2 separate regions of the Homo sapiens genome follow, and region 1 is linked to region 2. A link is an interaction called in ENCODE POLR2A ChIA-PET data of the cell type or tissue named here. Cell type or tissue: PC-9. All regions are shown on one strand. Links, peaks and the distances in the headings refer to the core of each region. The heading gives the core; the rest is flanking DNA.

Region 1 (7,522 bases), core at 2,095-4,594, 130 kb after region 2:
ATCAGACTTTGGTGATGACCTTGAGCAATAGGATATAAATAACTCCCAAAAGTTTAGTGTTCCAATAATGGAACACTAGGCATAAATGGGTTAAAATGTCATATTGACAAAAAACAAAAATAGGTGAAAAATAGCTTCACCTCAGTAAAGTCTAATATTTGAGGGATATTTTATGGATGACAAAATTCAGAGAATAAAAGAGATATTAATAAATCTGGCCGGGCGCGGTGGCTTACGCCTGTAATCCCAGCACTTTGGGAGGCCGAGACGGGCGGGTCACAAGGTCAGGAGATCGAGACCATCCTGGCTAACACGTGAAACCCCATCTCTACTAAAAATACAAAAAATTAGCCGGGAGCGGTGGCGGGCGCCTGTAGTCCCAGCTACTCGGGAGGCTGAGGCAGGAGAATGGCGTGAACCCGGGAGGCGGAGCTTGCAGTGAGCCCAGATCGTGCCACTGCACTCCAGCCTGGGCGATAGAGCGAGACTCCGTCTCAAAAAAAAATTAATAAATAAATAAATCTGATAAGGAAATATTCATTAGTGACTAAAGGCAGATTCAAACAGCCACTATTACATTTCTCAAGGCCACACAGAGAAATTAGACAGGAATATCTTTGTATAAGAATTGGAGACAATTTGGCCAGGCGCAGTGGCTCACGCCTGTAATCCCAGCACTTTGGGAGGCTGAGGCAGGCAGATCACGAGGTCAGGAGATCGAGACCACGGTGAAACCCCGTCTCTACTAAAAATACAAAAAAGAATTAGCTGGGCGTGGTGGCGGGCACCTGTAGTCCCAGCTATTTGGGAGGCTGAGGCAGGAGAATGGCGTGAACCCGGGAGGTGGAGCTTGCAGTGAGCCAAGATCGCGCCACCGCACTCCAGCCTGGGCGGCAGAGTGAGACTCCGTCTCAAAAAAAAAAAAAAAAGAATTGGAGACAATTTTTTCTCCCTCATACAAGGAAATAAAGAATGGTTTCCATCTGACTGGCAAAGTGTCAGGCCACAACATTGATTTTGAGAATACAGGTTTTTTGTTTTGTTTTGTTGTTCTTTATTGCCTAGGCTGGAGTGCAGTGGTGCAATCTCGGCTCACTGCAACTTCTGCCTCCCGGGTTCAAGCGATTGTCCTGCCTCAGCCTCCTGAGTAGCTGGGATACAAGTGCCTGCCACCACCCCTGGCTAATTTTTTTGTGTGATTTTAGTAGAGACGAGGTTTTACCATGTTGGCCAGGCTGGTCTTGAACTCCTGACCCTCAGGTGATCTGCCCGCCTCGGCCTCCCAAAGTGCTAGGATTACAGGCGTGAGTCACTGTGCCCGGCCGAGAACATAGGTTTTTCTGTAGAGAAAATCTAGGCTTGAATTAGAAAAATTCTATTACTAGTGGGCTATGCTTTATCCTATACCATCATTTATTGCATAATTAAAATCATAATCCAAAAAACATTTAAAATTTACTAAAATTTTTATGACACGTTTTAAATTTTACATATCTATACATGTAAACTGAAATTAATGAGAATATAATCAATTGAATAATGCTGAAAGTATATTGTACACTCTTTTTGACATTTAACTGAACTCAATATTTATTGAATGCTATTAAATGCCAAAAATGTTCTTTGTATTGAAATTCTTTAAATGATGCATGAAGTGGCTGGGCATGGTGGCTCATGCCTGTAATCCCAGCACTTTGGGAGGCCGAGGCAGGCGGATCATGAGGTCAGGAGTTTGAGACCAGGCTGGCCAACATAGTGAAACCCCGTCTTTACTAAAAGTACAAAAAAATTAGCCAGGCGTGGTGGTGGGCGCCCATAATCCTAGCTATTCGGGAGGCTGAGGCAAGAGAATCACTTGAACCCAGGAGGCGGAGGTTGCAGTGAGCCGAGATCACGCCACTGCATGCCAGCCTGGATGACAGTGCGAGAATCTGTCTCAAAAAAAAAAAAAAAAAAAAAGATGCATGAAGTTACATCTCTAAGAAACATGATTATTTCACTCATCACAGTTTGTCCTATGATTGCTAATAGCAACAAAAACCCCATATAGTCTCTTTTTATGTTTTTAAATAGATTACTACACATTTTTCCTCCACTAAATAACAGTAAAATAGACAACTTGACAAATAAATTTATTTTTATAAGGGCATAGGGATTCAACCACTGACAATGTCATAGGACACGGGAGTATAGAACGCTGCCTCTTAGTCACGTGTGGTGCTGCGCACCTGTGCTCCCAGCTACTCAGGAGGCTGAGGCGGGTGGATTTGCTTGAGCCTAGGAGGTTGAGGCTGCAGTTTGCAGCACTGTATCTTGGCCTGGGTGACAGAGCAAAACCCCGTCTTAAAAAACAAAAATAAAAAATAAAACAGAACTCTGCCTCTTTTGCTCACCACTTCTAAGGTACTACATTAGCAGACAGAAGAGCACAGTGGTTAAGAGGACTGACTTTAGGGCCAAATTCCAGCTATGCCATTTACTACTTATGGTGTCTTGGACAAGCACTGTCTCAGTTTCATTAATTGCTGGCAAACAAACAAAGAGGCATAATAACAGTACCCACCTTATAGGGTTATGTGAATAAATATTTGCAAAGTGCTTAGAACAGTACTTGGCACAAACCACTACATAATATTTTGTTAAGTAAGATAAAATAAAAACAGTATTCCGGGGGAGAGGCACTGTTATTAAATGCCAAACATATTTATTGTATAGAAATTCCATAAATGAAGATGAAAGGTGAAAAAAAGGAAAATGAGAGCGATTTTTATCATTCACCCCCCATTTGACATAGTATTTTTTTCCCTCAAAAACCTTACCTCTTTATACACTGCTCCACTCACTAGGACCCACAAGCTATTATTGATCAGACTCTCTGAAATCTTTTTCTTTTCCTTCCATTTACAGAAATGTTTAATTCTTTTACCAGAGAACATTTTTAATCTGTTATTTCATGACCCAGACTACAGCCCACTGCAACTACAATTATGTGAAAAAGTCTATAACTTTGTCAAAAAGAACTCCACTTTACCAAGAGTACTGTTCACTGTTCAGTCTTTTGTTCCATCCACAGAGAATATGTATTAGAAATAAGACACTACATACTCTATGTTGTAATCATAGACACCTTGGTAAAAAAATGCAGACATCATAAATCACCCAAGGAGAGATATAAATAGAATACTTTAGTGAAATAATTTCTCAGGTATGCAGGACAGTAGCTTGCAGAATCTTAGATATATATTACAAGCAGAACCATTAAGACAAAATAATACATTACTTATGTTACTCATATTATGATCTAGCATTAGCCCAATCTTCCAAATTTATCGAATCAAACAATTTTGAGAAAAGATTTGTGCAGGTCTTACTAGTCATCTGATAACACTGCTGTAACACAGTGGAACTGTAATAAACTAGTGCCTTAACTTGAGCATTCAATAATATTTATCCTTCCCCCTACCCCTACTAATGGCTCTGATTAAAGCAACTTAGTCAACAATATAATTAACCAAAATTTACTGAATGTATACTTATTATTAACTTATAATACTAATATATACCAGAGCCTTCCATCCTTTTACCCCAGTTTGGACTGGATGCTCACTCAGTCAGCTACATAGCTGCCATCCAGAGACTTCCTTTCACCAAGATTCTGGGGATAACCTTTGTCTTTCTCTTGTCCTTTTTTTTTTAAGAGACAGGATCTCGCTCTGTCACCCAGGCTGGAGCACAGTGGTGTGATCATAGTTCACTGCAACCCCCAATTCCTGGGCTTAAGCGATCCTCCTGAATAGCTGGAACTTCAGTCTGGGTCCTTAATTTACCCCTTCTTATACTTGACAGATACATTAGCTTGGAATATAATTTCAGTTTAGACATCATGTTCACTTGGAATGATATTTAGACATCACGTTCACTTGGAATTTTAAGGGCACTGCTCCAGCGTCTCAGCCTCTAATATTACTATCAAGAAGTCAGATGCTGCTCTCATTCAAATCCTTTAGAGAGTATTTTTTGTTTCTGCTTTAAATCCCTGAAAACTTTTAGAAGGGTCTCTCCCATTGTGGATGTTCTGAAATTTCCTGAAGATGTGCCTTCAAGGGGGTTGTATTTATTTACAATGCTGAGCACTTCACAGGCCTATTAAATTGGAAATTCACAGGCCTATTAAACTGGAAATTCAAGGAACTCAAATGTCAGTTCTGGGACATTTTCTTTCAGATCTTCACCAAATGTTCCTTAATCAGTGAGGTCTTCTCTGATGATCTCATATAAAAGTAACATTCCTTTGCTTCCTTCTCCACCCACAGCACTCCCTACATCTTTTACCTTACCTTTTTTCTCCATTGCATTTATCACCATGCGGTATATTGTAAAGGTGTTTGCTTTGCCAGTCTAGTCCCACCAGAATGTAAGTTCCCTGAAGGCAGAGGCTTTTAACTGTACTGCCGGCTATTTTTGAATGCTTTGTTCAACAGGCCAGAACAGTGTGTGGCACATAATAGGAATTAAAAAATATATATTTGAGGAATGAAAGGCTGTACTCCCTAGGTTAGGCAATTTGCTAAGTCAATCACTCTGCGGGGCTCTGAATCAGGGAACAAATATAGCTGGGGAGAGGAAGAGAAGAGAGACAAGGTCTCACAGCTGCCTGTTAGTATTTATAAGTCACTCATAACCCGAAATACCCTACTGGTAATTGTGATTTGTATAAAGCAGTAGGAAAATACCATGGTAAGGTGGATTTAAAGTCATACAGACCTGGGTTTGAATTCTGGTTCTGCCACTTATTTGGCATCAGTACTCTTCTCTATAAAATAAGGGTACTAATAATACTTGTTTCACAGGACTACTGCCAGGAATAAATGAGATAATATATATCCAGAACTTAACATTGTCACTGTTTTGTCATCATTATGTCTACCTAGTTACATCACTTATTGTTTCTTTACATTTATAACTATTCTTTATTTTTATTCTAAAAACATAAAGAGATGAATTTGAGATGGCAATTGGTGATACTAAGAAATAAGAATTACAGAATAAGTAAGATCTAATATTTGATAGCACAACAAAGTAACTACAGTCAGCAACAATTTGTTGTACCTTTTAGAATAACGATTGGAATATTCATAATACAAAGAAATGATTAATGCTTGAGGTGATAGATACCACTTACCCTGATGTGATTATTACACATTATATGCCTGTATCAAAATATCTCATGTACCCCATAAATATATACACCTACTATGTACCCATACAAATTAAAAATAAAAAAAATTTAAAAAGAAATAGGAATAAGAGACTCACAATTAAAAAGAGCAGATTCATGGTACTGTACACCAAAAACGTGATAGGAGATGAGATAGTCTGTATAGCAGAAAAAATAACCAGATGTATCATTTCCCTAGTGCTACCATAAGAAATTACCACAAACAGAGTAACTTAAAAAACAAAGGAAATTTATGCTCTCATAATTTTCTGGAAGTCAGAAGTCCAAAATCAAGGCATAGGCAGAGCCACCCTTCCTTGGAAGTCTGCAGGGGAGAAGACCTGCTTGCCTCTTCCTATTTCTGGTGGCTCCTGGCATTCCCTGGCTTGTGTCTGCTTTACTCCAATCATTGTCTCTGTCTTCACAAGGCCTTCTCCTCCATGTCTATGTCTTCCCTTTTTCTGTCTCTTATGAGGAAATTTGTCATTGGATTAGGACCCACCTAGATATCCAGGATGTTCTTATCTTGAGATTTTTAATTATACCTACAAAGACCTTTTCTCTAAATAAGGTCATTCTTGGGACTGGCCATTTCTATACTGTTTTTCTAGGTACAAGAACTAACAAGGTTGTCTTTCTGCCAATTATGCTTTCTGATTCAACAATGAACTGTGGCTGGGCACAGTGGCTCATGTCTGTAATCCCAGAACTTTGGAAGGCTGATGCAGGTAGATTGCTTGAGCCCAGGAATTTGAGACTAGCCTGGGTAATGTGGAGAAATACTGTCTCTATTAAAAAAACACAAAAAATTATTAGCTAGGTGTGATGGTATGTGCCTGTAGTCCCAGCTACTCAGGAGGCTGAAGTGGGAGGATTGCTTGAACTCAAGAGGTTGAGGCTGCAGTGAGCCAAGATCATGCCACTGCACTCCAGCCTGGGTGACAGAGTAAGACCCTTTCTCGAAATATAAATAAATAAAATAAAAATAAAATAAACTGTATTTTATTAATTATATTCTCCCTGGTAAATTAATAATTTTCTGTTATCTAAGATTCTAATTTAAAAATACTTTATAGCCTGAAGAATGTTACTTATAATCTAAATGAATATTAGGAAATACTATAGTTTTAAAAAGCTACTTAAGAGGACCTCCATGGGAGCAACTAAATTTGTATATACACACATACTGAAATGTTTTAAGAGTTTGATGATTTTAAATTTCATTCAAAATAGAAAAGAAATGCTAAGTTAGAATGAGATTGTTCTATTTACCTGGACAATATTACTATATGAAACTTGTCCTTTATTAAGAGCCTTTCAATATTTATATTGTAGCATGGTTTAAACCATAGGGATAATGCTATTTTTGATTGTCTCCAGAAAGAACGAATCATCACTTAAAACGTGATAAAAAGTCGGTAAGAGAAGATAACATAGGTAAAATGGGAGAAAAAGGGGGTTATAGAAAGGAAAACAAAATTGGCCAGGAGTGGTGGCTCACCCCTGTAATCCCAGCACTTTGGGAGGCCGAGGCGGGCAGATCACCTGAGGTCGGGAGTTCGAGACCAGCCTGACCAACATGGAGAAACCCCATCTCTACTAAAAATACAAAATTAGCCGGGCATGGTGGCACATGCCTGTAATCCCAGCTACTTGGGAGGCTGAGGCAGGAGAATTGCCTGAACTTTGGAGGCGGAGGTTGTGGTGAGCCGAGATTGTGCCATTGCACTCCAGCCTGGGCAACAAGAGTGAAACTCCATCTCAAAAATAAATAAAATAAAATAAAAAATTAATTAGATATTTTCTGAGACATAAACTTTTAGTACAATAATCAATTCTGAAATAGCAGAGCATTATTATAAATAAAATGTAAATAGTATACAATAAATTTTGAAAGACACATACATACTAAAAGGTGACTTCTTAGAGTCTAAAAACATTTCTTTTGAAAATCCACTTATTATTCTCACTTATGAGGGATAATTATGAGGGAGGTAGATTTCTGCTAATGAAATTTTGAACCTATTCTCTTATTCCCTGATGGGAACTGATACCATATACCTTTGATATATGATTCATTCTTTCTAATGTGGAAAACATATAATCCAGCCTTTTACATGGGTACATGAGATTCTGCAAAATTAATTTTTCTTGGGAAAGTTAAAAAAAATTCTTATTTATTTATTAATTCATTTCTTTATTTTTAGAGGCAGGGTCTTGCTCGCTCTGTCACCCAGGCTGGAGTGCAGTAGCATAATCGTAGCTAGTGTAGACTATATAGTCATAGCTATATGTAGAATCAAA
Region 2 (7,522 bases), core at 468-2,967:
AGATATTCCATAAAATTCCTTTCCATGTTTCTGGACTTATTTTGAAAGATTAATTTAGTCTTGGGCATTGGATATTTACATTTTTAAAACCGAGTTCTCCTCTAAGATTTCTCAAGTAAACCACCAAGTTTTAATTTTTTCTAATTGTTATGGTTAAAGAAAAACAGATTATCTTCATAGGAAGTGCCCAAGGTCTCATATTTAGGATATTTTAAGAGATACAGTCAATTATCACATTTGTACTCAGTACCACAAGGATAAAAATGGCTTTTGCTGCCATTCCTTCAGGGTTCTGTGGATCATCTCAATTCTTTGTCTTGCTAACTAGCCCACATCTGCTGCCAGGTGATGTCTAACCTGCTGATGATGCTTTTCATCTGGCTATCTTTTTCTTCCTGCTGTCTTCGGAGCCGCTCCTCGCTGTCCTCCAGTCGGGCCTTGTATTCCAGCAGCAGCTTCTGCATCTGCTGCTCCTGCACCAGCAAGCGGCGTTCATATTCCTCCAGTCGCCGGCTGGAAACTCTCAGGCGCTCCTTCAGTTTAGTAATTTCTTGTTCATACTAGGGCAGAGGAGGCAAGGAGACAAAAACTAGAGTCACATTGCTTTTAGAAATCAGTGATTTACTTTTCTTTCTTTCTCTTTCTTTCTTTTTTTCTTTTTCTTTTTTCTTTTTTTTAACAAAAGAAACCCTAAGCAGTGTAGCTAGATGCTGGCTGTGCTGTCATTCCCTATACTGTTCTTAATATTCTTTATAATTATCAACTGGCATAAATGTTAATGGAGCATTGCCTTCCTTACTAAAATTACATTTTAAATCTTAACTTGGCATTCCAAATTCTACATATATATGTATCTCTCTCTACACTAGGCTACCATTGCTATAAGCCACATCCAATCTGTGATGGTATCAAATGAAAGGGGGAAAAAAAAACCAGATGAAGTACTTAAAAGTCTGACAAATCACTTAAAATAAGCCAAAAGTCAGTTGTCTATAAGAGAAAAAGATTCTGTGTCATCATCTGCACTGTAGGATCTCTGATGTGTCTTAGCTCATCAGACTGCCATTCCTTTGTTCTACTAGAATCAGCCCTACAGAGAACAAGCAACATTTCTATAATGTTAAGCCCATGAATCAATAAGACTTTCATGGCAGAGGTTATTGCTGCTTTTTCCCCAACTATAAAAGTGTAAAGTATTCCAGTCACAAGCACTAAACAAAGGCCTACATGTTCTCTAGGGCCAATTAATATTGCTTCTTTGCCCATTTTTGTAATATGACTCACCTGCCCAATTTTGTACTGCTTGCTGGAACATACATGTTTGTGTTCTAAGGAGCTTTACATAAATTCAGTGACTCAATTAGTTACATGGCCCTTTCCTGTACTGTAGTTGCTGTGGCTGGGGTTTGAGTACACTGGAATATCATGCTGATAAAAAGAAGCTAATTGTCTGGTTGTCAATTAAATAATATAATGCTATATATGATGACAAGGTTCTTGTTTGATAACCCTTTTACCCCTTGTCAACTTTTCCTTAAAAAACAAAAAAACAAAATCTAAACAATAGATAATATCCTTTTAACAGTCATTTATAGAGCTATACATTCTTTATCCAGAAAAGGCAAAAAAAAAAAAAAAAAAAAAAAAACAACTAAAACCAAAACCTAATTGTTACCAAGATAAACAAAAAGTCTTGCCCTAGGGTAATTTTGTCCTTGGGTGAAGACCAACAAGTTTATGGAAACACAGAAACATGAAATATTTACCTAAAATGACTAGAAATGAATAGTAGAGTGTCCTCTAGATTAAGGCATCTACATTAAAAAAAATAGTAGCTAACTGCCACCCCCTAGCAAGATGAACATTTTCCATGTATATTCACACACACACACACACACACACACACACACACCACTGACCTATTTTACATAGATATGTATAGGATGATTAACATAAGGGGTAGAGGTGAAGATGGGGGTGGGATGAGTTTATGTTCTTAGCTAGATAACCTTTTTAGTGGCCTGTCATTTTGGGATCAGAAAGTTGATGAAGCAGACTAGGTTCTACCTTCTCAGCATGCTTGGCTTCATCTAGATTTTGCTCAGTTTCTTCCACATCCTCTTCATACTGCCCATTGTTCAGAACCCAGGCTGCTGTCCTCTCTACTGGGGACATTGTGGCAGAGTCCACAGGTGACTGAACCTGCATCAGAAACAGTTATTAGCATTTCCCCTAACAGCTCACCCGTGTGCTATGTTTCACAAACAGCTATTCTTGGAAGACATTAACTGTGATCTCTCAGTTTTCTAATAAATGCTCTTAGCTTTAAGTATTATTTTACTAATGCCAAGGCTAGGGGTGGGGAAAGAGAATATACATTTGTATAAGTGCAAACTATTCTGAATAGAAAGTTGCATATATCATATCCAAGAGGCATCCTTATTCTCCCTCTAAAGAAAGTCAAAGCCTTAAAATTGTTAATTTGCCCAGTGGTCCAAATACTGGTAGGTAACAAATTGCCTGCTGAAATTAATAAATGACCTCTGCCATAAAAGTCTTTTATGCCATAAAAGTCTATTTGATGATTAAATAAGAGAAAGAAAGCATAACCTGATGGTCAAAATATCTGTTTAGCCCAGACACAATCAGAAACCAAAAAACTGATTAGTGCTAAACAAACTCACAAAGTGCCCATTTATATATCAGAATGGCAAATACTAGGTTGGTGCAAAAGTAATTGTGGGTTAAATGGCAAAACCTGCAATTACTTTTGCACCAGTCTATTTAGTTTTCATATTATTGATTTAGAGAAAAAGAAGGACAAGTGATGCTGGTTATCTTTACAGAACACTGACTTCATGATGGATTAAGATCACTCAAGGGTCCTTATACTGGAAAATTTCTTGAATACAGGATCAAAATGATGGATACTGGGTAGTCTATTTTCCTAATCTACTGAATAGACATACCAACACTGTCACCACCACCTATCTTGATCATCTCATAGGGAGCTGTGAGGATAAGACAATATATTTGAAAATTCTTTGGAAACTTCAGAGTGCTACAGAGAGGTTAGGTGTCAGTCATTACAATATTTATGTTTCAAAAACTAGCATTAGATATTACAATTTATATTAGGCTATTGAACATTAGTGCTTTCTCCACAAACAATGATGGAAACACACAATTTTTTTCCCCTCTGTCCTGCCTCAGAGAGAGAGAGTAAGCTAAAGAGAGAGTACAAAACTTGGCATGTGAGTTAGCCTTTTATAATTAAATAGAGGGATTTGTATTTTAAGGACCAGAATTCCATAATTTCATAATTGAAGGGCATTTTCTCCCCTATCACAGCCATTACATCTTAAGGATCTTTATACCATTCTGAAATAGAACTCAGTTAAACTCTAAATAAATATTTTAAAAGAAGGGGTATTTTGATGAACTGGAGAGTGAGGAAGACCAGATTAAAAAACTGATTGCAGAGACTAAAAGGCTATCAGAGATGGGTTGGGAGAGACTTTAAAACTTACACATGCAAAAGTAACATAGGGACATTTCTTAAAGGTGTGAAGAAAGATCTGGTTTAGTCGATTTACAGATTATAGTTATATATCAATAAAAATAGCTTCATGCCTGAGGATGGATGTGCATAGTTTATATAAATAGACCCGTACACACTAAGCAATTGTGAATGAACTTCTAGAAATTTCTACTATTTTGTTGGTCAAATCTTATTTTCAGCCACTTCCTAATATATCCTAGCACTTTGCTTGGCATACAGTAGGTGGTCAAAATAATAAAAATAAAAGTGACAAAATAGATCAATCCTAACTATTCCTTCTATTAATGATAAAGCCTTCACAAAATTGTAAAAAGGCTAGAAATATAGAATAAATAAAAAATAGTTATTGTGCTAGATTGAAAGGAAACAGAGGTGATTTTTGTTTCATGAATTTTTTTGTTGTAGTATGTTCTTCAAATGAAAAAACTATATACTATCTTTTATATATTCTTGGTCTTATAAGCGTTGCTCTTATTTTCCAATTAGTCAATCTAATGGGCATCATATCATACAGTTCTTTTAAATGATACTGACTAGTTAAATACACAACAGATGCTCAATAAAATATTATTCATTTATTATTCTGGATTATCTTTAGAATTCATTACTAAAATATAATTTATTACTTAGAGAATATTCTATGTTTTTCCCCTAATCCTTTGGAAGGGCACCAAAGGCTTCTTTTCAATGATTGTTCCATCTCCTTATAAGCTGGATAAATAGCAAAAAATATCTCTAGTTTATAGTCCAAAAAATTGAGGGAGGAGGTTAGTAAGTGGTTCAGATTCCATCTTGCTTAGGAATGGCCTTAGAAAGAGAATTTATATCCACTGACTTTCAACATGATCATCAAAGATAATGAAAAAGACAAAAAGAAAAAGGAGCAGGAATTCCCATTAGGAATATCTTCCCTTTGAGATAAAGCTGTATAGGGTTTCCCTGGAAAAACAGTAACGCTTTAGGGCAAAAGAGCCTGATGCAGCAGTTTCACTGATACTACAATTAATCATAGCCTGGCTATGCTGAGGCCAGTTCCTCGTTCCTTGCTAGTATTTACTAGACATAAACAAGACCAATTGGTTTCAGCTTCATAGTGTGAAATAGTCGGATTCCCATAAATGAATAACCCTTCTGCTATCAACACCAAAGAAAGGGCCGAATAAATTAATCCACAAACTTTGGGAGTTCTTGAAGAGGTTGGTTAAGAGACAGTTCAACAAATCTAAATGTGAAAACTGCAGCATCATATTAACAGGCTTGTCAATTATCTATTTTAAAAGGTCTCTTCAAATTCAAATTTCTAAGATTAGAGTACATGATAAATCTGAACAACTCATATATATAAAGTCTACTGTTTGTACGAAGTAGATGATACATGAAAAACAAAATAGAGAGGAAAATAAGAAAAAAGCAATACAAACAGAGGCTGAAATGGGTTAAAAAATTAAGAGAGTTTCTTGAAAAAAAATTTATCTGTGAATTTTTTCACCAGGATTTTATTTCCTTCCTACTCATTAGACGTAGAAGACTGAAGCCAGTTACTCTGCAGACAATGGCCACTACTTTGTGCTAAGATATAAATGGAATTTGCATGGGACAAAGCTACTGATAATTACAGCCGCCTACAGAACAATCCCCACAAAGAAATCCTCTAGTTTCTGGGAGAGAATTCCCCAACACAATTTGCAATTAAAATATGTAAAGGAATTTGCCTTAAAAATGTGCTGATTATATAGAACTTCAGAGGCTTCATGGGAGTGAGATGAACAAAGCAAGCAAGAAACAGATAAGAAATAAAAAACTAGGCCAGGCACGGTGGCTCACTCCTGTAATCAAAGCACTTTGGGAGGCCGAGGCAGGTGGATCACTTGAGGTCAGGAGTTCAAGACCAACCTGGCCAACATGATGAAACCCCACCTCTACTAAAAATACAAAAATTAGCCAGGCGTGGTGGTGGGCATCTGTAATCCCAGCTACTCAGGAGGCTGAGACAGGAGAACTGCTTGAACCTGGGAGGCGGAAGTTACAGTGAGCCGAGATCGTGCCACTGCACTCCAGCCTAGGCGACAGAGCAAGACTCTGTTTCAAAAAAATAAAAATAAAAATAAAAAACTAACAATGTAAGTTCAAAACAATGAACCAAAAGCCAGTGTAGGAAAAAAAAAAGAAACTTGAGCAATCAAAATACGGTGATTTATGCTTCAACTGATAGGACAGTGGCAGTACCAGCAAAAGTATAAACAAAGATTAATATTCAAAGCTGTACCTGGACATCTCACTGTGCCTGTACCCCACTTCATGCCAAAAAATATATTTGGTGACTCATTAATGGCTGTGACACAAAAACTAATTTTTATATTGGTTGTTTGGAGACTGTATGCATTTCCTACCTCCCATCCATCCAGGCAGCCCTCTAATCATAACCCACAGAAACATGTATTATGTGCTTATGCGATAGGTATTGTATTTTCCTAAAGAAAAAATGTTATAAATGACAACTGGTTCCAGATGAGCACAAAAAAGGCTATTTAATTTATAATATTAATAAACAACCAGCCTGAGTCATAGGCCCTCCATGATACAGAAGGAAAGGGTAAGCAAAAGAAAAAAAAAAGAATCTTTATTTTCCTTTTCTGTACAGGGCTGGGCCTAAGTACACTTTTGAAAAGCAGGTGGAGGACACTTTCCCTGTCCTGTCCCTCTCTGCCAGATCTCATGCTCTTCGCTAATCCTATTTTATCTTCAGTGCCCTTGTGCTGCCCTAAGTCCCTGAGTAGATATTTGCTTCTACACAGTATTCTGATTTCTAAAATTATGTATTTTTTCCTTTCTCCTCCCAATAAACATCTTAATTCTCTGAAAGTAGTTGATCGCAACTAGAATCTAGCACAAAAGTGATGTGAGGAAACTACTTCACAATAAGGTAGGAATGACTGATAGCCTTCTAACACATACATTTTATGCTTATATACACATACACATTTATATATAAAAAATACATATGATACATATAAAAGATATCTATTTTTCCTTTTCTTCAAATAAAAATGCTTACTAAATCAAATGATTTGGTAAAATTTTGGGAAATATAACAAAATAAAAATGAAAAATTTAAGACTGTAGAAAAACTTTATTACTCAGTAAAAAATGACCAACTAGGAGGTTTAGCCCAGGAAGTCTGCTTCCAGAAACAGCTTAAGTTAGTCATGCTTTTCATCCCTTCTTCTATTTCTGTATCCAAGGATTCTATAAATAATCCAATTAAAAAATCAAAGTAGGTGCAAGGGGCTCTGATCATAGCAGACTGGAGGCAGAGGCAGCCATATAGGTAAGTGCCTAAACTGTAAAAATGCAAATATATAACAGATACAAACTAGGATTTTATTGCAGTCTCCCTGCCCAGTTATTTTGCTGCATAAAAGGATTTGTCATAGAACTCTTTTAATCTCAAGTTTTTTAGTACTATCATTAGGTTTCAAAAAAAATTCAACTAATACAATGCTTTTTTAGGAGAAAAATCTTTTTAGATGAAAGATATATAAAGATATATATTATATACATGAAAAATTATATGAATGTGTATATTATATATTTAACAGTAGTTTGTTTCAAAGGGAAAAATATGTATTGATGCTTCAAAATGTAATATTTAAGGAAGAAATGATTAGTTTCTTGGCAAAGCTTTTTATTTGTCAATAAAAAAATTAGAAAAACTTATATTAAGATTGGATGTGATGTTAGCTGGGCTTGTCCATGTAAATAGAAATGTAAGGGATTTGCAGATGTTTAGAATACTTCCTTTTCCACCTGTGCTTCTATCTTTTTACTCTCTCCTTTACCTTGACTCTACAGGTGTTCAAGTGTTTATTTTTCTAGCTATTTCCAGGAAAAGCCACATGGGACTTTGTATTTCCAGAAGGAGTTGAGGGATGGAATGGAGAGCAGTCATATTAAACTCTT

Evidence for each region. Peaks named below come from ENCODE experiments on the same cell type or tissue, not always from the same donor. Only the 100,000 strongest peaks of a DNase experiment are listed, where the experiment ranks them.
Region 1: POLR2A ChIA-PET joins it to region 2 with 42 read pairs; 2 of 35 experiments call an interaction of 5 or more read pairs at or near these places.

Annotation. Positions count from the first base shown.
Region 1 is chr1:178,326,021-178,333,542 of GRCh38, reverse strand. The region is part of intron 3 of RASAL2 (RAS protein activator like 2); the gene reads right to left. The region is part of intron 2 of LOC105371629 (a long non-coding RNA gene); the gene reads left to right. Among named protein-coding and RNA genes, the nearest start is that of CLEC20A, 170 kb to the left of the region's middle. In PC-9, for the core only: no CTCF peak of the experiment used is centred there; a DNase peak (open chromatin) is centred at 3,142.
Region 2 is chr1:178,458,958-178,466,479 of GRCh38, reverse strand. It overlaps RASAL2 (RAS protein activator like 2), which reads right to left. Exons shown (of 18, transcript NM_170692.4): 15 at 2,068-2,202; 16 at 358-560. Among named protein-coding and RNA genes, the nearest start is that of CLEC20A, 34 kb to the left of the region's middle. In PC-9, for the core only: no CTCF peak of the experiment used is centred there; no DNase peak of the experiment used is centred there.